2 separate regions of the Mus musculus genome follow, and region 2 is linked to region 1. A link is a loop called in an ENCODE intact Hi-C map of the cell type or tissue named here. Cell type or tissue: heart. All regions are shown on one strand. Each heading gives the region's core, and the rest is flanking DNA. Links, peaks and the distances in the headings are about the cores only.

The links. A loop is a pair of places that touch in the nucleus more often than their neighbours do. Peaks named below come from ENCODE experiments on the same cell type or tissue, not always from the same donor. Only the 100,000 strongest peaks of a DNase experiment are listed, where the experiment ranks them.
Region 2: a loop joins it to region 1, with 1.8 times the contacts of the local background. A loop is called at or near these places in 14 of 42 quality-filtered maps.

What each region holds. Positions count from the first base shown.
Region 1 is chr3:68,691,980-68,696,979 of GRCm38, forward strand. It overlaps Il12a (interleukin 12a), which reads left to right. Exons shown (of 7, transcript NM_008351.3): 2 at 44-177; 3 at 2,182-2,295; 4 at 3,211-3,252; 5 at 3,326-3,367; 6 at 3,458-3,601. Among named protein-coding and RNA genes, the nearest start is that of Il12a, 3.1 kb to the left of the region's middle. In heart, for the core only: no CTCF peak of the experiment used is centred there; DNase peaks (open chromatin) are centred at 1,102, 1,612 and 1,972; H3K4me3 peaks cover 11 bases; H3K27ac peaks cover 193 bases.
Region 2 is chr3:68,638,764-68,655,366 of GRCm38, forward strand. No RefSeq gene overlaps it. Among named protein-coding and RNA genes, the nearest start is that of Il12a, 44 kb to the right of the region's middle. In heart, for the core only: a CTCF peak has its summit at 7,802 (motif pointing right); no DNase peak of the experiment used is centred there.

The DNA of each region.
Region 1 (5,000 bases), core at 1-5,000:
AACCAAGTTGACAAGCTCCACCTGCCCTTTGTTTCCCTTCCAGACCTCCTCTTTTTGGCCACCCTTGCCCTCCTAAACCACCTCAGTTTGGCCAGGGTCATTCCAGTCTCTGGACCTGCCAGGTGTCTTAGCCAGTCCCGAAACCTGCTGAAGACCACAGATGACATGGTGAAGACGGTGAGTTTCTCCTGTCCTTCTGGCTTCAAAGTTCCGCTGTTGACATGACTTCTAACCTATCTGGTATCTGCTGGGAAGTTTATGGTATCTGGCAGGAACCGTAGAGGGTTTCAAGACTTCTAAATATAATCTAAAGGAAACTGTGTCTCTAGAGAAAGGAAGAATGGTAATAAATTGTAACGGCATCGGTTTAGGCTGTGTCTACACAGAGGAAAGTGGGGACTTGCAATGTCCCTCCCAGCCTGCCTGCCTGTGTGACACAGTGTCAGGTGCTCCCTGCTTCTGCTTCAGGGCAGGTGGAACAGGGAGACAGTCTCTAGGTACACTCTCTGTGCTTCACAAGCCATAGAGATGAATTAGATTGTCTCTCCCCCTGCTCACCAGTGTCCAGCACTGTGATGCAGTCCCTTGTCGGATGGACACATGTCAGGGAGGACTCAGACATCAGATAGCAAGCAGGTCCAGCCTCCAGTTTTCTGGGGCAAGTGTGATCCAGTTTTAGTCACGGCTCCACTCATTTTTCTCAGGTTTCATGTTTGAATGCAAAATAGCCTTTTCCGTTGTAAAATTGCCACGGTTTCCTCTCGCTTTGGGGACAAAGCTACAGCAAAATGCTAATGTGTTTGAGATATCCTGCAGCTGCTAGGGCTGGAGATCCAGTAGAATTCTGGCTTAATTATGAATGGGTCTCCCGGGTTCTATCCCCCAACAGAGCGTGCGTTCATAAGCACCTGGGAACAGAGGAGGGAAGGAGGGAAACTCTGTCTTCCTGTTTTGTTTTTAAATCTTTCTTGAGGATCTTCTAGCTTGTTGTCTTATGGCTATCCCAACATAAGCTCCGCTCCACAAGCCCTTCTTGGTGAATTTTCTTTCTTTCCTTCCCGTCTTGCATAACGTGCTGCTGGCTGTTCCTCCAAGCTCAGTCTTAATTGAGTGGGGTTCCCAGGAGGGAGAGATGGCTCTGTGGTTAAGAGAGCTGGCTGCTCTTCCAGAGGTCCAGAGTTTCCACACCCTCATGGTGGCTCACAATCATGGTAACTCTGATCATAGGGAACCTGTCGTTTTCTCTGTGCCTCTGTGGGCACTGAGCACATGCCACACAGACATCCATGCAGGCAGAACACTCTTGGCCATGAAACCTTAAAATGAAGGAGAAACCTTACGAGAGGTTCCCTAAGGAATCCCTGCAGAAGGGAGAGATTGTTTTCCTAAGATGAGGTTTGGTGTGGAGGGGATGAGGTATTCAAAGTTAACTAGCCGCTCCTCACTCCTCTGCTGCCAAATACCAGCACTGGGCTTCGAGACACAATAGAATTCGACCTTGTTTTCGTTTGGGTCACTATTGCTCTCTAGTTGAACACGGAATCCACGGGGGCACATTGCTGTCTGTCCTTTGTCACACCCCAGGACCACAGCTGCATGGAAAAGTCATCGCAGGCTTCAGTCAGAGAGCTGTTGACTTCCTAATATGTTGTGTAATTCTGTTCAGTGGTGCTTTCCAGCACACCAGGGAATAAGAGACAGTCCCCGCGTATGTAAATTAAAGCTCAACTAGTATTTAGGGCTTGCAAGTTTGTTACAGCCATCAAGCTGTGACTTTAACAGTTTCCTCTTTAGAAGTTAAACTTGAAAAAAAATAGAGGGAGAGAGAGATTCACAGGGCACAGCTGCTTGGAAAAAGGAAAAGCCACAGGACTCACCAGAAGCAAGCAGCACAGTGTGGCACTGATGCTGATGAGTACAGCCTGCTGCACCCCAGTGTTCACATGGTGAAAAAAATACCCTGCTGGCGGACAGCCTAGGCAAAGGGGGAGGAGAGTAGGGAGAGCGTGCGGGAGGTTGGGTTTCTTAGCTTATGAAGAGCCTGAGTTTCCTACAGGCCAAAGAGATGACGGTTCAGAGTGGCCAGCCTAGGCTCTGCTGATCCACTGCGATGCAGGTCTCAGAGGGAACCAGCTGTCTTGCTGAGAGATTCACCTCAGCTTCTCCTTATGTTTTTCCCAGGCCAGAGAAAAACTGAAACATTATTCCTGCACTGCTGAAGACATCGATCATGAAGACATCACACGGGACCAAACCAGCACATTGAAGACCTGTTTACCACTGGAACTACACAAGGTATGGAGGACCCCCACCCAAAAAACAACAACAACAACAACAAAAAACACAATTAAGAGCCGTGCAGCCAACCTCAGCTGTCTCCAGATACTTACTTGTAGCTATCAAACGTGAGAGTTTTGAAGAAAAAAAAAAAAGTCAACAACCATACAAATACTTCTACAAGCTGAAGGATATACTCGGTAACTAGGAGGTGGCTATGGTGGTATAGACCTTTAATTCCAGCACTTGATGGATAGAGGAAGGCCGGCTCCTGTTAAGTTAGAGGCCAGTCAGGGATACACAGCAAGATTTCATCTTTAAAAAGAAAGGGGGTGGTGTGGCGGGTGAAGCTTACTTATTGAAGTGCTCATGTCACAAGCCTGGGGACCTAAGTTCCCATCCCCAGCACCCATGTAGGAGCTGGGTGTGATGGTTTCACATGCAGAGACAGGAGGATACCTGGGCCAGCTAGTCTAGCCGAATCCATGAGCTGCAGGCCCAGTGAGAGAACCTGTATCAGAAAACAAGAAAGTCAGGAGAGCGGCTGAGAAAGACCCCAAAGATCATCCTCCGATTTCCACGAGTACATGCACCTGCACACACGTGCACACAGGAATCCTATACATAGCCACCCAAAAGCAGTTATGATGGTGAAGTTTCTTTTACTGGAATGAAAAGTTAGTTTGAGAAAAAAATATCAGAGAGATTTATATTAAGAGTGAATGGGTGGGGGGTATGCATGCCTTTAATCTCAGCACTTGATAGGCAGAGGCAGATGGATCTCTGTGAGTTCAAGGCCGGCCTGGTCTACAGAGTAAGTTCCAGGACAGCCAGTGCTACAATAGAAACAGGTGATGGTGATGATGGTGATGATGGCGGTGATGATGATGATGATGACGAAGACAAACTCCTCGGTTTATGATTTTCTTCTAGAACGAGAGTTGCCTGGCTACTAGAGAGACTTCTTCCACAACAGTAAGTAAGCACTCTAAGGGTTCCTTCCCCATGACGGATTCATAACACTGATGCCTGGTCATTCTTTCTCTAGAGAGGGAGCTGCCTGCCCCCACAGAAGACGTCTTTGATGATGGTAAGCCACATCACTTTTCTGAAATGCAGCAGGGTCCTGTAGTTCCAGCCCATCTCAATGATTCCTTGCCCATTGTGTCCTGCGCTCTAGACCCTGTGCCTTGGTAGCATCTATGAGGACTTGAAGATGTACCAGACAGAGTTCCAGGCCATCAACGCAGCACTTCAGAATCACAACCATCAGCAGATCATTCTAGACAAGGGCATGCTGGTGGCCATCGATGAGCTGATGCAGGTAAGCCTTCCTCCTATCAGCCAGCGCTCCTTTTCCATGGTGAAGAGAGGTCCTTTATTAGATATGATAAAATCAGCACAGCTTGGGTTGGGAGAGACCTGAACACCCCCACCCCACCCCACACCCTCATCCCCCAACCATGAAAGGCCTTGCAAGGTTACATTTGCTTAGAGAGCCTTGAGGGGGCCTCTACAATAAGGGCAAATGCAAGCAGCCTTCTACTTGTTGACTCATGATACAAATCAGGCACTTTTCAAATGCTTCTTCTCATACCATCCCCACAACAAGCAAATAAGGTCTCTACAGAGGAGGAAACTGAAGCTTAAGAGGATGAACGAGGGTTCCCTACAAAAGGGTTTTTTGTTGTTTGGTTTGGTTTGGTTTGGTTTGGTTTGGTTTGGTTTTTCCGAGACAGGGTTTCTCTGTATAGCCCTGGCTGTCCTGGAACTCACTTTGTAGATCAGGCTGGCCTCGAACTCAGAACTCCACCTGCCTCTGCCTCCCAAGTGCTGGGATTAAAGGTGTGCGCCACCATTGCCCAGCTTATTGTTGTTTTAAATACATTCTTTTCTTAAAGGTTCAAGATTAGGACTGGAGAGACAGTCCGATGATTAAGAGGACTTGAGTTTGGCCTGGGGCTCCTATGTAACAAACAGGGTGTGGTCCTGAACTGCTCTCTAACTCCAGAGAGTGGAGACAGGAGGCCTATGGAGGCTTTCTTGCTGCAAGTTTAGCCATGAAATCTCCAGGTTCAGGGAGAAAGCATGCCTCAAAGAAATAAGATGGAGAGTCACGTGATCTCTTCTCTGGCTTCTGCATGGTGTAGGCACAGATATGCACATGTTTGAGTGCATACAATACAGGCAAACATACACGTGTCCTTTTTAAAATGTATAGGATGGACATTCTAGGGGCTGCACACATATTCAAATATTACTAGGGGAAGCACTTGGGGCTGGTGTCCAAGTATAATCTATTTTGAACCAAAATGTGACCAAAATGAAAAGTGGTCTTACATCTAGGTAATTACAGTGTTAGGTATCCGTGGGAACTTTGCTGTACCACCAGTAACACAAAGCACAGGAGTGTGCACACCAGAGACAAGCACCTTGGCAACCAAGGCGTGGGATGAACATATGTTCAGAAGTCACTGCCTGGAAAGCAATTGTTTTTCATTTCATACATACTGTCTTGCACAGGGTTTCTATGTCTTAGATAAAATATCATGACGGAAAGCAAGTTGGGGAGGAAAGGGTTTATTTCATCTTGTAGAGTGTAGTGAGTCTATTACCCAGGGAAGTGGAGGCAGAAGCTGATGCTGGAGAGGACTCCTGGTGACTGGAGTGCTCCACATGACTTGCTCAGTGTGCTTTGTATAGCACCCAGGACCACCAGGCTA
Region 2 (16,603 bases), core at 5,405-10,404, 48 kb before region 1:
AAAAAAAAAAAAAGCACACACATAAACAGAAAACCCACAAATACTTATTTTTTCACTCCTGTAGTGGCTCTGGCAACTAAGGCAACTACAGAAAAGGATGACTCACCAGACGCTGGTTAAATCTCCACACCTAACTTTGCTTTACAGCCTGGTGCAGTTTTTGGAAGGCTGGATAGAAACCCACATAATCCTTCATTTCTTTTCAAAGAACACCAAAAAGTGTGGGCATAATTCTCAAACATAATTCTCAGTCAGCCCACTCAGACAGGCCACCTTTTCATACCTATATTGTATTCCATTTAGAGACAGTGGTTTATTTAATTCATTTCTTGTTAATGTCCATTTCTGCAAATGTCCCAGAGGCAAAATAATAATAATAATAATAATAATAATAATAATAATAATAATCCAGAACAGAGAATACACATCAGTCATTTGATGGTATTGCTGAATTTTGTTCTAAGGGAACTTCATAAAATACAACCGTACTAACCAACAATTGTGAGACTCAGAGTCAACCTGACCTTGGGCCAGAGCGACATTACCCTGGACAGCGTTCTTATCTGCTTTGGGAAGCCCTCACATGCCCACGGGTGCCCCCATCTAACCCCCTGAATCTTACTTGCAAGGCTCTGGCCTCTGTGAGTCAGGGAGGCGTGGCCTCTGTGGGTCAGGGAGGCGTGGACCCCTGGGATCTTTCCTGATCTCCCTCTATATATGCTCAGATGGCTGCATACGTGGAGAGCTTTGCAAGCCCAATTCCCTAGTTGTCACACTTTGTAACTTTCCCCAACAAAGATTCCTTAAGTCACTGAGGCTCTGGACTTCTCTTTACACCTGCCATGGCAGTCTTCCTCTGCAATCTGGCAGGAAGTGGGTTCACCTTGAAGACAACTCAAATAATTTAAACTCTGACCAACTACAGCACTCCCTCACAGGGAAGGAACTGCTTTTCAATTTCTAATCTGCTCTTGGTCAAGTTCCAGAACCCAGCCCTAGGGAGATGTTGCTGTATGGACAGAAATTATGATTACTCAGTATTTGGCTGTAGTTCTTGCTTAGGGATATGGGCATTAGATATTATAGAATATTTTGAATAGCTTGATCATTTAGAAATACATGTTAATCCCATTTGAGAGACTGAAACATACTTACAGCTCTTATCACCTTGGATCTCATTTTCATATGACATAAACTTAGGTCAATACCTGATATATTTAATCGCTAAGATCAAGATTTAGATCTAGGACAATGGCTCAGTGGGAAGATATTTCTTTCTCTGCAAGCATGTGGACCTGGGTTCTAATCCATACACCCATGTAACAAGCCAAGCATGGTTGTACATTCATCCCTGTAGCCTGAGCACTAAGAGGTGGAGACGAGAGCTTTTTGCCAGCCAGCCTAGCCAAACCACCTCAACTGAAACATACTCATCTACCAGGCAGCTCGTGAGCTTCAGGAAGCTAATTAAACCACCAAGCCTACTCTTTCCTCTGGAAAATAGTGTTAATAATAATATCTATCCCCTGGAGTTATTTTAGGAAATGAAAGACTTGTGTATGACGTACTTAGAACATTGTTCCATATATTAATTACTGATGATTATAGTCATTAGCTGTTAGGTGGTAGTAGTAGTAGTATTAGTAGTAGTAGTAGTGGTAGTAGCAGCAGCAGCTAGGTCCACCATATCTTACCATGGTCTGAGAACTCAAAGTGGTCACAAAAGCTTAAAACACTAAATGGCTTTAATCTTTAAGATACAAATCTACATCACTTTAAATAAAGAAAGTAAATTACAGGTAGTCAGTGTTTTCAATATAATTTGTTCTTTCAATAAAAGGCGAAAAGGAAAGATTTTCCGATATGTTACTGTGTTCCCGGCTCAGAGGATAAAGTGGTTGCTGTTCAAATGTGAGGCCTGGCGTTGAGATTCTCACACCCATGTGAAAGCTGTTGAGGCGTGGCAACTGTAATCCCAGCATGTTAGAGGCCAGCTGGGTAGCTGACTATCAAGCTCTAGGTTGGCAGAGTTACCTTGCCTAGTAAATAAAGTCCAGGGCAATTGAGAAAGGCACGGAATATCAATGTCCAGCTTCCACACACATACATGTATGTTCTCCACACATATACATGCTCCACATACATGTATGTTCATATGCATATGTGCACATGCGTGCCCACATGCATCCATTGCAAAAGAAAACAGACAAGAAGAGAAAGCGAAGGGTACCAGGAGAGAACTTTGGGTGTACGAATGAAACCCACACAACTGGTCTTTGCTTTACTGCCCGGATGGGGATGTTCAATTCTGTGTTGCTGTATAACTAGCTCTCTCTGTCACACTTTCCTTCCTCTTTCCCAGTTCTTGGCTGTTTTTCTGCCTTTTGTCTGTTGTATGTGTCTGTTCTGAAAAAGTAGGCTCCAGGTTCTACTGTGCATTCTGATACTGAAAACCAAAAGCCAGGTACCTATGAGCAGTGTGCCTGTGGCTTTTCAGTGTGCATTTTACTGTCTACTCACATGAGAGCGAGCAAGCTTCCCCGTGTTCCCTCTAACCAGAGCCCTGTCTATCACCAAGACCACCCTCAGGATATCATCTAAATTTCCTTATCTCCAAGCCTTTATCTTCAAATATCACCTTTTCTTTTGAAAGCTTGAGCTTTAAAGATTTGGAGGGGGGGAGTGTTTCAGGGAAGAGACTAGTGGTGACTTCGGAGGTAGCAGCTGTGGAAGAGTTGGGGGACAGAGCAGTACATAGGGTAGAGAGTGAGTGGGAACACCCTTTCCTATCAAGAGCTCTTTTTCCTGAACTAAAGTACAAACTTAGCTGATCTTGCTCCATGACTGTTTGGGAGACACCTCTGAACTTTCCCTGGCCCCTTCCCAACCTAACTGTTACAGTATACCTCGAATCCCTCCACATTCTGCTTTCAAATCCTTCAGAACAGCTTTCTTCTAAACTTCACCACTGTTCAAGACAAAGTCCCTGTGGACCACACCCTCAGGAGAGAACAAACAGCTAATCCTGACCCTTGAAACCGGAGAGGCCCAAGCTGAGAAGCATTGCCCCCAAAGCCCACGAGACCATGAAGAGGGTCATGGATCTGAAGTCTCAGAATGCTTCAGGAGGGGTGGAATGGGAGTTACTCCTGCAAAAACTTTCAGGAGCTGAGCAGGCAAAGTAAGCGAGCAAGCTGGCTGCACATGGGCTATAGAGAGTGGTGGTGGTGGTGGTGGTGGTGGTGGTGGTGGTGGTGGTGATAGTATTAAACTGGGGAGTATCCCCAGGTCTCTAAATAGGATGGCTTCTAATCTGTTCCAGCCAACTGTTGCCATGGAAGATTACAGACAAGAATTGCAAGTTCTTGCTGTGTCCCAAGAGAAGCCATAACTTCATATCACTATATAAAATTGATCAATTTTTGATGTTGGCAACTAATTTGAATTAAGTGCAGGGGTCAAGAGGACACACTCACTGCCTGTGAGACCTGTGGACCACATGAGAATTGGAGGTTGCCTGCCTTGGATATTGCAAGAGTCTGAAGAAATATTCCACAACTATGTAAGAGATGGTAAACTTAGAAATGTTATCAAAATGCAGGCACCATGAAAGTACAAATAAAAATAAGCTTCCCCTAAAAAAAAAAATCTTACAGAATGCATTGAAAACTAGTAAGATTTAAGATGCAGGGGGCATTCTGGATGCCTAGAATGGCTCTGACTGCTTTGCCTACACAACACAGTTCTTCCTTCATGAGAATATCTCGGTTTGTCTGTCGCCCGAGTGTATCCCTGAAACAGGTGTTGCAACCAGTTGGTGCTGTGATCCTTTAAGAGATAGAACCTATGGTTGGCATGTAGCTCAGTGGTAGAGTGCTCGCTTATGAGAGTAGAGCCCTGTGTTCGATTGTTACACTAAAAACCAGGAAGAGGTGCTGCCTACTGAAGGTGGCAAGGCCATCAACGTCAAAGGGGTTCCATAGCGTGAGCTTCCTCTTGAGAGGATGTTGTTGTAAAATAATGGCTCTTGGGTCTCTTCCTCCCTCTACTGTGACATCATCCGTCATGAGGTTTCCACCAAATGCTTGACCAATGGGATTACCAAATCTTGGAGGCCCCAAACCTGTGAGCTAAGTAAACTAGCTTTCTTTATAAGATGTTCACTTTATGGTGTTGTTGTTGTTGTTGTCACAGTAGTGGAAAATGTTAATCCACTGATCATGGGACCACTCTAGTTCAGGGTGGCGCTAGAAGCCAAAAGCTGTGGATGCAAGTGGGTGGCAGGAAACTCAGGACAGATGCTGTTTATTCGACCACTTACACTTCCTATTTCCTCTTGTGTCCACCAAAGGGGGTTGGCCTGAGATGCTTCCTCGTCCTTGGACTCTGCAGTGTGTACTTACTGTGGTCTGAGCCGAACTCATTTCTGCTCCCTTGGTGAGACAGCTTGTTTTGTTTTGTTTTGTTTTGTGTTTCGTTTCATTTTGTCTTGATCCGTGGGGACAAGTAGCACCTCTTGGATGTGATGAAACGTGGTTGTGCTGCAACCTCAGCCAGTCAGCACCCTGAAAAAAACATCTCAGTGGAAAACCAGGCCGAGCAATTGATCTCTATGATCAGTGTCTTAACTGGGGTTACAACTGTGATCTAACACCAGGACCAGAAGCAACTTGGGGAGAAAATGGTTGACTTCACTCACAGTTCCACAGAACAGTTCACCATCAAACACAGGGAGGACAGGAACTCAAGCAGGGCAGGAACCTGGAGGGAGAAGCTAATCAGAGGCCATGGAGGGATGCTGCTCACTGGCTTGCTCTCCATGGCTTGCTCAGCCTGCTTTCTTATAGAACCCAGGACCACCATCTCAGAGATGGCACCACTCACAACGGGCTAGACCCTCCCCAATTAGTCATTAATTAAGAAAATGTCCTACGTTGGGTCTTATGGAGGAATTTTCTCCATTAAGGTTCCTTCCTTTCAGATGACTCTAACTTGCATTAAGTTGACATAAAAGTAGCCAGGACAATCGGTAAGTGCATTTTGACAAAGGAGAAAGATAAGGCTAAAGGGATAAACTGGTATTTTCCCCTTCTCCTCCTCTCTTTAAAAATCCAGAGAGACAACAAACAGCCTTGCCCTTGAGCATTAAATTGCATCCAGCTCTTCAATAATTCAGTCAACAAGCATCCTCTGATGCTGGCACCGCATGTGCTTCGCCATGCAAGGCTGAGGTACTGTGGAGAAGAGCAGACATGTCCGTTTTCTCCCAGGGCAGACATTTTATTAAGAAAAATCAACAGGGCTAGAGAGATGGCTCAGCAGTTAAGAGCACTAACTGCTTTTCTGGAGGTCATGAGTTCAAATCCCAGTAACCACATGGTGGCTCACAACCATCCGTAATGAGAAACAAACAAACAAGCAAACAAAAAACCCTATGGGCTGAAGGGAGCAGGGCCAGAGCAAGAGGGAAAAGGGAAGGGGGGAAAAAAGAAAAATAAACTACGTTTGAAAGTATTTTTAAGTAAGTGGTAAAAAAAAAAATGCATGACACTGTAAGAAAAAAATAAATGAATTGAAGGATGGGTGACAGAGCTTAGTGGGAAAGTGTGCGTCTGGCTTGTGGGTTTATTCCCTAGCAGCACACACACATACACACACACACAATATATATATACATACAATATACACATAAACATGCACATACATACATATACACATAGCACACACATAGCACATGCACACAACACATACACATTACACATACAACACACATATGCATACATACACAGCACACACACACACCACAACATGCACATACAACACACACATATAACACACATACACACATGCACACACAGACATACACGCATAACACATTGTCATTGTGTTGGATTACACAAGGATAACACTCTTAACATTGGAAAGTGGAGAAAAAGCACACTGTAGACCAGTGGTTCTACCCTAAGGAGTTGAGAGTCTATTTCAAGTTCAGCAGAGAGCTCTCAGAGTAAGCAAGAGAGTTTCGTTTGAAGTCTTGCATAATCTGTTTATTTCAAAGATTCCCTTCAATTTCTAGTAGACATTTAGGGGCAGGAGAAAGCTAAGCAGGAGGCACTCACAGTTATCCAGGACAGACAGGACAGATATGAGAGAAGTGAACAGGCTCGGGAGATGTGTCAGAGAACACCCTGACAGATTAGATGGAGGTTATTCATGAAAGCAAGAAATGGAGAATGACGCTCACATTCTTATTGTTTAACTTTTATTAAAATTTCTTCAAAGATCCAGGTGTGGTGATGCACACCTTTAATTCTAGCACTTGGGAGGCAGAGGCAGGCAGATCTTTGTGAGCTCCAGGCTAGCCAGGTCCACAGTGCAAGTTCCAATACAGTCATGGATCTGTTACACAGAGAAACAAACAAACAAACAACAAAGAAAACTTACATGTATGTAACATATTTCCTCCAAACCCTCTCTTATCTCCTTCCCATCTATGTCAACACTTCAGATGTCTCAATTTCTTGCCCAGATTCCCAATCTTGGAGCTTTGAATTAATTTACTTTAACTAGGTCCAGCTGTATAGCAACTGGATTGGCACTGTCTATTGACACCTGATGGTGACAACATACACAAACTTCTGACCTGAGACACTGGTATTTGTATCATTTGCTTCCATGAGAAAGGCTAAAGATGGAAAGAAATCATTATGGCAGTTAGCCATGAGGATACCTAGGGAATGCTGTCCTGGGGACTCCCTGAACACGGTGCTCATGTCAGTGTCAACCCTTGCTATGCCTGAAACATATCAATCACTTCTCAGTGCTGCTGAGATAAAGCACAAATAACTTGTTGTGGAAGACAAAGTGCTCTTTGACACCCCCCCCCCCAGCCTAATCTGTTTCCTACACGAACTCAACCCTCCGTCCATAATCAGAACTTTTCAGCTTTTTTATTCCATAGATTAGATTTTTAACACATTTCTTCCTCTGCAATGTCTTTCATTCCCCATCTACCTACTGAACTTGGCTCAACTCAGTGGGAAGGATAATACCTCCTTTTGGAAGCCTGTCTACCTGCGTTTCTTCTTTCTTTCCTTCATCTCTACTTCCCTCTCTCACTCCAGGCAGTGGCATGTGCTTTCCAATTGAGGCAGGAGACTATTAATTTGGAATAGAGTACGATGCCTAGGCTCAGAGTCTTACCAATCAGTGAGTAGCTGGGAGGTTTTCAAGGTCAGGACTATTCCTCAATCCCTGTGTCATATGATTCAGGTTCATGGTGTCTTCATCGATACAGTATTCCCAGCAAGTTCTGGAGGGTGACAAAGAGCAGTGGCAATAGCATGTGACAGTTGAGGAAGACCATGCCCCAACAACCCAAAAAGAGGTAGTCCATATCTATCTGTTCCTGGACTTTTTCTTTGATGGCCAATGATGGCTGACACACTCCATTATGGAGTCATTCCATTTACCCCACCCCTTTACATATGTAGACATTTTCTACAGTAGTAGACAGAGAATCTCAACTTTTAAAGAATTCATGCCACACCTACAGTGCAGGGCACAGCAGCAATAGCATTCAGAGAGAAGTACAGATAGGAAGGATAAACTCTCTAAAGTGAATGGAAGTTGGCAAGTATTGATTAGCCTAAACTGTGATTGGTAAGTTATGCATCTGACTGGGATGTGTCTAAGGAAACTCAACAGAGCTCACTGATGTGCTATTGTGGGAAAAGGACAACAGGCTCCTCACTTATGCTGGCCCAAGAGGACAGGAGCCTCTGGCTCACTTCCTGTATCAGACACCAGAGGGAACCAAAGGCAGGCCTTAAGGAAGAAGTCTGAGAACATGGGTGCTTCACAGATGAGAGTAAACACGGGCCCCCACTTTCTTGTGGTGCCTGAGCAGGTTTGAAGAGCAACTCCTGAGCCTGGGCTATTCCACCAGAGAAAAATGTTACATCATTAGTTTCACAAACCACCCTGATAAGTCTCATTCTTCAAAGCCAGTGGTTTAGAAACCCCAGAAGGCTCGGTGGAATAGTGAGGCATCAGAAGGCAGTCCTGTGAGCAGGCACCTGAGGGCTCACTGCTCCTGAAGTCCAGGCTCTGCACAGATTGTGAAAGTCAAAATGCGGAAGAAGTGATAGTTCAGGTCAGGTGGGAGAAAACTGGTTACTTCCCAAAGAGAAAAACTAAAGATCCCACAAACGTGAGCTAAGGGTCTGTGAGTGGAGTCGGGTGAGAGAATTTCCTCTTGTTGCGCAGGAACTGGGGCTTCATGAGGCAGGTCTCTGGATGAACACAACCACAGCAGTGGTTCCTGGTCACAACAGGCTCTAGACTGTGTTCCCTCTTCACATGGGGCTTCAGAGAGAAAAGAGGAGTTGATGTCTGGAAGCTCACACTAGTCCTTCAGAGACCTCTTGACAGATAGAACCACATCTGGAGTCTTATCCCACTTGGTGAGGATAAGACCATTACCCCAAATTTTAAGCCAAATTTGAAGCATGCTTTATTAAATGCTTGGCCAGGATGATGGACACTAGCCAGGACACTATCTGGGGTTCTCAGAGTATGGTCATGAATTGCAATAGTCAGAAACTTAAAAAGCAAAGCCCCACAAGGCTATGTACTACTTCTAGCCTTCACCCAACTGGGGGCAAGCATACATCATGACATACTTCTTTCCACCCATTTGTGATTGAGTATGTCCTGTTCGGTTGGGCGGTCAAGCTTGTTTACAAAAGCAACAACATGTGGCTTGCTATCTGACATACACAGCAGCCCCCAGCATTCCAGAAAGTTGTCCGTTCTTGTTTGGTTGATTTTTGTTTTATAGATCTGTTAAGCATGGGAATTTAAACTTAAAACATAACTTTGGCCTCACAACAGGAGTGTGGAATGATTCTCAAGCAAGAAACAAGCAGTTGCTCGTCTAGAGGAAATACAAAGACAAACAGTGGCACAGAGATTGAAGAAAAGGCCATCCAGAGACTGCCCCACCTAGGGATCCATCCCACAAGCAGACACCAAACCCAGACACTATTGCGGATGGCAAGAAGTGCTTGCTGACAGGAGCCTGATACAGCTGTCTCTGAGAGACTCTGCCAGGTCCTGACCAATATGGTTGTACACAGCCAAACAATGGACTGAATACAGGGACCTCAATGGGGAAGTTAGGGCAAACACTGTAGGAACTGAAGGAGTTTGCAACCCCAGAGGAAGAACAACACTATCAACCAACCAGACCCCCCAAGCTCCCAGAGACTAAACCGCCAGCCAAAGAGTTCACATGGAGGTACCCATGGCTCCAGCTGGATAGGTAGCAGAGGATGGCCTTATCTGGCATCAGTGGGAGGGGAGCCCCTTGGTCTTGTGGAGGCTTGATGACCCAGAATAGGAGAGCGCTAGGCCGTTAAGGCAGGAGTGGGTGGGGAAGCACCCTCATAGGGGCAAGGGGGGGGGGGGTAGTGAGCTTGTAGAGGGGAAACTGGGAAGAGAGATAACATTTGAAATGTAAATAAATAAAATAACCAATAAAAAAAGAAAATGAAGAAAAGGAACAAGCAGTTGTTCTGCAGATGTGTGTCAAACTAAAATCCCGAACGTCTTTATTGAACCGTTACAGATGGGGACCAGAAAGAAATGCCCAGCCCTGAGAGGGCTTCTCACAGCCACCACTAGCAGAGCTAGGTGACAGCTGGAAAAGTGTGCAGTGCTTGCTCAGCAGCTCAAAGCCATGGGTTTTATCCCAGGAACATATAAGATCAAATACTCTAACAGGCATGACTATCGTTTCAGCACTGGGAAGGTGGAGGCAGGAGGACCAGGGATTCAAGGACACCCTTAGCTGTTTGCCAGTTAGCTTGGACTATCTAAGACCCTATCATACAAAATTTTAAAAATTAAAAAAAAAGAACTTGAGGTTGAGGTGGTCTTATAATTAAGCTTCTCCTCCTCTCTTAACATAATAATAAAATATTATCCCACCGACACATGTCTTCTTGTTCCTGAGTGTCAAAACTAAAGTGCACAAATGTGCAGCTCACCTGCTATCAGGCTGTGATAGATAGCACTCGTGGATGCAGGGGCAGAAGCAGGACAGCAGTGTGTAAGTGTGGCTTCTGAAAACAAGTTCTTTTTTTTAAAAAAAATATTTTTATTAGATATCTTCTTCATTTACATTTCAAATGCTATCCCCTTTCCTAGTTTCCTCTCCAAAAATCCCCTATACCCTTTCCCCTTCCCCTGCTCCCCAACCCACCCACTCCTGCTTCCTGGCCCTTGCGTTCCTCTATACTGGGGTATAAATCTTCACAAAACCAAGGGCCTCTCTTCTCATTGATGGCCGACTAGGCCATCTTCCGATACATATGCAACTAGAGACACAGCTCTGGGGATACTGGTTAGTTCATATTGTTGTTCCTCCTATAGGGTTGCAAACCCCTTCAGCTCCTTGAGTGCTTTCTCTAGCTCCTCCATTGGGGGCCCTGTGTTCCATCCAATAGATGACTGTGAGCATCCACTTCTGTTCTTAAGCCCCGGGATCCTTGGGGATCCATGAAAATAACGAATGAACTGGGAAACTGACCACTGTTCAGGAAGAATGTAGCAACTGAATCCATCTTTCAGTCTGAAGAAGTCAGTTAATGAAGAAAAGCCCATGGAAGTTGTCAGTACCAAGGAAGTTGCGAGCAGAGACTCACCATCCAAGTATAGAAAATGGTGTGTTAAAAAAAAATGTAGCAAGATCACCTAAAATCCACTTAAAAGCCTCCTTCCCTCAAATACAGTCCTTTGCTCCAAATACCAGTAGGAGTGTGGAAGTGTGTGACTTTGTGGGACCATTCTCTGGAACTGTCAGTTTTCAACATGGCTGCTGAACATGTATGACCAGGTATAGCGTATTAGTTATCATCCGCATCCTTAAAAGTTCCTTCACCATCATGGCCAAAATCACCAGTGCCCTGAAAAGAGAATGCAGATCGCTGCTAGGAGGCCCAAGCATGGCAAACGTGGTGCCATGTTGTGCCTTTTACCCTCCTTCTCCCCTTGACCAAAACCAGATAACATTCCTAATGCTAGCACCCGAGATCCATTCCCTGATTTGATCACTAGCTCATCCCTGAGACAGCAAGGTCCAACAGTCGAAATTCATTATTTAGTTAATACGTTCAATTAGGACATACAAACTCACTGTAGCACAGGTTCCCTGCTCTCCTTAAACATCCACTCCTGCTGAAAGCAAGCACTTGTACATTCATCACTAACTTGCCTGCCTGCTGGTGTGCTTGTTCCTGTCGCTATGGCTGCCGCTGCTGCTGCTGCTGCTGCTGCTGCTTGCTGTCTACTTTTGAAGCCACCACCCCCATCGCTTATCCTTCTGGGATAATACATCTCTTTTGGTGTCTGAGTGTGCCGTGGACCTGTTGGGGTCAGGAAGACCTCCCTTCCTGAGAAGCTGCACCACTACCACCACCACCCCCCCCCCTCCCTAGTTCCATTTCCTAAGATCCCATTCTGTTCCCAGGCTCAGACTCTGCAGGATGACTGCTGGCCTGAGATACTGGTTTTGTTCTGCCTTGGATGAGTTGCTGCCACACATCCATCAGGTTTCATATTTTACAGCCTGTTAGCAAATCCCAGCCCACACCCCAGATCCTCCCCAGCACCAGCTCAGCTCCAGGGAGAAGACGCCTTCTCTCTGGAAGATACCCACCAGCTGGAATACTAACTAGGATCAGGAGGACCTAACCATCTCCTAAAACTCAGAGGGTATTTAAAAAAAGAAAAGAAAAAAACCAATCCTAGTTCAGCATGGTAATGTATGCCCATAGTTTTAGCGACTTGGGCCATGGAGGGAGAACCACCAGAGCCCGTGAGTTTCAGACCAGTCTAGGTGCTAAGGCTTGAACTTTCATGGGCACAGATTTTGGACCTTTCTCTCAGCTTTTGGTGTGATTTAGGGAGGCTGTGATACCTTTGGGAGTTGTGGTCTCACCAGAAGAATCAGCTCCGTAGCAACAGTCCATGAAGATTATGCCCATACCCTGGTTTCTGCCACACTCCCTGCTTCTTAGTCTGCCACACACCCCTACAGCCATGACAAAGCTGCTCCGCCATGTCTTTCTTGACACAACACACTGACACAGACCCTCAGAAACTGCACACACAAATTGTTCGTCCGAGAAGTTGCTTCTGTCCGAAGAGTGTAGAACTATATCTCACAACAAGCATAGACTCGCCTGAGCAGAGGAAACCCAGGAACAAAGAATATGGTCCTATCCCAGGACCTAGAACAGTTTGATGTAAAATAAATACACAGGAAGTGATGTTGAGTGCATGGATTGTTTGTTTTGTCCATGCAGGTACTACAATTGGACACATGACTTAAGCACAAACCTTCGGACCCTCTCAGAACCTTTAGTGGCTGTATGCGTTACGCATTTCTAAAGGATGATGGTTTGCTCGATGCATACCCAAACGATCCCTCTCATTCCTCACTGGATACCAATTGACATCGTAGAAAACATGATCATCTAGAACTAGTTCTGAGACCTGGCAGCCTGCTTCTGTTTTCTCCACCAGTGCCATTTATCCACTAATGATTTAGCTAGTTGTCTTTTGACCAAAACTAATTGAAATGATTTTTGTAAAGACATTATTTTGTGTAACTTATGAAAGGATCCCTAACTATTCATTTAGCATTTCATGGAGTTCCCAAAAAACCACAAGCAGGGAGAATGCTGGCCTGGGGAGAATGCTGGCCTGGGGAGAATGCTGGCCTTGGATGGGCACTCATGGGAGACACTGACTGATTGGCAGATTCCAAATAATATAAATTTGGGACAATTTGTTGTGCCCTTTCTGCCCCAAGTATCTGATTCAAATTAGAGTAGATACACCAAAATTTTAATATATGATGTTTTATGTAGCCGCATTACTGTGAGGGATAGCTATCTCATAAGGTCGAGAGGGAGAGGACATTTACCATGTCTGCTCCTTGGTTTCCAATGCATCCTTTGAGATACTTGCCGACTCTAGCTGCCAAGAAAATATGATAGATGCAGAAGGACATAAAACTGGTTGTGGTGAATCCTTTGTCCCATATGTACTGTACGCATACTCATTCAAAATAATTTTACATTTATGTATTTTCTTGTGTGTAGGAGGGGCAGGGGCAGAGACTGTGCCACAGTGTATGAACAATCTACAGGACCCAGCTCTTTCCTTCCACCATGTGAGTCCAGGACCAAGCCCAAGTCATTAGGTCTGGCGGCAAGCACCTTACTGCTAAGCCTTCTTACTGTCCCTGTGTGCCATTTATAATGATGCCACATCTAACCAGAAATCCCTTATCAGAAAGACAAAAGAATAATTAAGTTAAAGCCTAGATATGGTAGCACATACCTGTAATCTGGCTCTTGGGAGGCAGAGATGGGACTGCCAGAAGTTCAAGGTCACCCTTGTGTATCTATTAAGGCCAGCCTAGGCTACATATGATACTGTCTCAACAAGAAAGTAATTAAAAGAAAATAATTAAGTTGAATTAAAATGGTGTCCAAATGCCCAAATGAGACCCTTGTTTGTTCTGAAATAGATAAGCTGTGTTCATTGCTATGTCCTTCTCTCTTACCCACAAGTAGAGTCAATTTTATTCTTACACCACACGTAATCCTAGTAAATTTAAGCACTTGTTTAAAGGCTTAAGAACTTAAAATCTAATTATTAACAAAATCCAACAGCCTGGGACTCTTCATCCTGTTGAACAAACGCCATTGTGATGGCTCGCTAGCCTGCTTGTCCTGGGGCCTTTATGGTCTGGCTTGGGAAGAACACGTGTAGAGGTGATCTGCCCAGGGCCCTTGGGTTTCCCACAGGAATATTTCTCTGGCTCCAAATCTGACAGATGAACCCCAGCTTCAGATCATCTTTGCCAAGCACAGCCCAGTCTTGTACCAACCTCATCCCTTATGTAGTAAGTTTGGGACCAGCTTTCCTTTAGGAGAGTTGAAAGCTAATACGTATGACCCTACCCCTTTTTTGTGTAATGACTATACCTTTCAAAACTAAAATTTGGGACAGTAAAGTCTAAATGCAGATCATTTAGTGGTGTACTTAAACTATTTGATTGAAGTAAAAATCCATGTGAAAAAAGATTTAGCTGTGTTTAAGTTTATATATAATTAGCTATGTGATTTGTAAATATTATAGATTGAAAATTTCCTTTAAAATGTGTTCTGTGACAACCTACATTTACGTTACAGCCCACGTATTTATCATGCCTGCTTGTTGAGTTGGCTTTATTTCTCTGTGCTACTTGGAATTTTTCTTTTGCATATAAAATTTTGTTCAAACTGTTTGGTTTCTATGGCAGTAGGGGAAAAAGGAAACCTGTTTTCTCTATGAAAAAAAGCAAGCCTGGCCCACTTTTCTGCCTATAAGAATGTACGTTTCTCTCTCCTGGCCAAGTTCAACAGGTTTTTATAGCCTGGAGCTCTGGACAGCACTCGGCTCATTTGTAAAAATAAAGAACAAGGACTGGCACCCATCTTGGAGGGTTAAGCAGCCCAGACAGTGATTTGAGATGGACTTATGAGCAGTGGGGCACACTGTGGTGAGGATGAGTGTGAGACTCCTCAGACTCCCCTGCATCCCAGTCCTGCCTAGATCTTCAAGTGACAGGCAGTCCCAACAGGATAGCGAGGGACGCCACCTGTCCTATTCTGATTCTGGTCCAAGAACTCTGCCCACCTGACCACTTGAGAGGCAATGGTAGAGTAAAACATGTCAGCAGAGAATAGTCGTGTCTGAAGTTGGCTACCTTAACACAAACATTTGGTGAGTCTGGCTGATCCCGCAGGTCTGGGGACATTCTACTGCCTTAATGAGTGTCGTGGCATGAGGAGCTCCTACAGATAAATACATAGAGTTATATATAAGACACATGTTATTTAATAGATGCCGTAGTATTTTCGCATAGCTATAAAGCTAGTCTTTAATTTTCCACTTTTCTTCTGCTTCTGTGGTTCCTTTGCTGTCTTTCCATCAATGGACTAATCAAAGACTCTAGCTCCTTTTCTATCAGGACAATGTCAGTGGGGAGGAAACAGTACCAGAAACAACTCTTAAAACAGATTAAGCCAAATGTAGCTTCAATAGTACTTCCTAAGATTAAACCATACAGCAAACGACAAACTGCCCCTCAGCAAACTGTGAGTGAGGCCACACATCCAGACACGCCCACTGTCACAACTCCCCACACCCCAACACACCCCGTTAACCCTCAGCTCTGGTCTTTTTTCCCCAAGCTCATGGCTAATCGTCCTTTGAGTCAACAAATGTATAATGATCTTCAATGGTCTGATTTGCCTAGTGTGTATTTTTATACAGAGGTCTCATGTAGTCCAGCCTGGCCTTGAATTTCCTATGTAGTGAAGGATGTCCTTGAACCTCTGCTCCTCCTGCCCTTATCATCCAAGTGCTGGCATCACAGACATGTACTACCATGAAGAGCTTTTAATTGTCTATTTTTTTTTATGATAAAGAAAACCCTATAGCCTCCTGTCACCTAGAGCCAGTCTGAACATGAGCTCCTCAGGACAGTGCTCTCTGTGACCAGGCCTGTTGTGTCCCTCACACAGAAGGTCACCTACCCAAAGTCCTTTTGCTCTAGCCAAGGGAGTGTGTTGAAGGCAGGAACCAGGTCTCACTCTTACTTTGAGTTCTAGCCATGACTACAGTCATGGAATCTGCACTCAGACTGGTAACTTGGATTTTACCAGGCAACCTGGATCAGATGCTGAGGACTGAAAGAGGAGTGAGTCAATGCCCTTACCTTCAAGGAACCCACGGCTGCTAACTGCCAGTCAGCCAGAGGTACCATGCCTGGTAAAAGGCCTCCCTCTTCCTTAGAACCCTTGTGTAGGCATCAAGGGGATGGAATCGGGAGCATATCTTCTCTCTGAACCTCCCCCTCTAACTCTTTCATTTCTGCTATTGGCTTTAGTTAAGGTGTTTGTTCCTCTTGTCTTTGTTTGTACTATTAGATTTTTATTTTACATTTTAAAAAGCATTTTCTTAGGTATTGGGAAGAACCAAATTTTGTAGCTATAGAGGACATCATCAGATTTTTTTTTCCATTCATTTGCCTTTAGTGGTGTGCCAGTTCCATCCAGTAACAATGCAACAGCTAGACCTGACTGCCATTGAAGTCATCAGCTGGGTTGGATGACACTGTAGAAGGATCCATGATACCATATTAAAGCTGTCATTAGAGACTAGCTGTTCTTAAGCCCAGTCCTCTTTCTCTGTGATGAAGGGCTCTGTGAAGAACATCTGAATTTAAGAAGGGAGGAGAGGGAGAGGGAGAGGGAGAGGGAGAGGGAGAGGGAGAGGGAGAGGGAGAGGGAGAGGGAGAGGAGGAGGGGGAGAGGGAGGGAGAGGAGGAGGGAAAGGGAGAGGGAGAGGGAGAGGGAGAGGGAGAGGGAGAGGGAGGAAGGAAGGAAGGAAGGAAGGAAGGAAGGAAGGAAGGAAGGAAGGACTCCAAATACTTGTCAAAGTGATACCAAGAATTAGAGTTCAGTATGTTCTAGAAAGC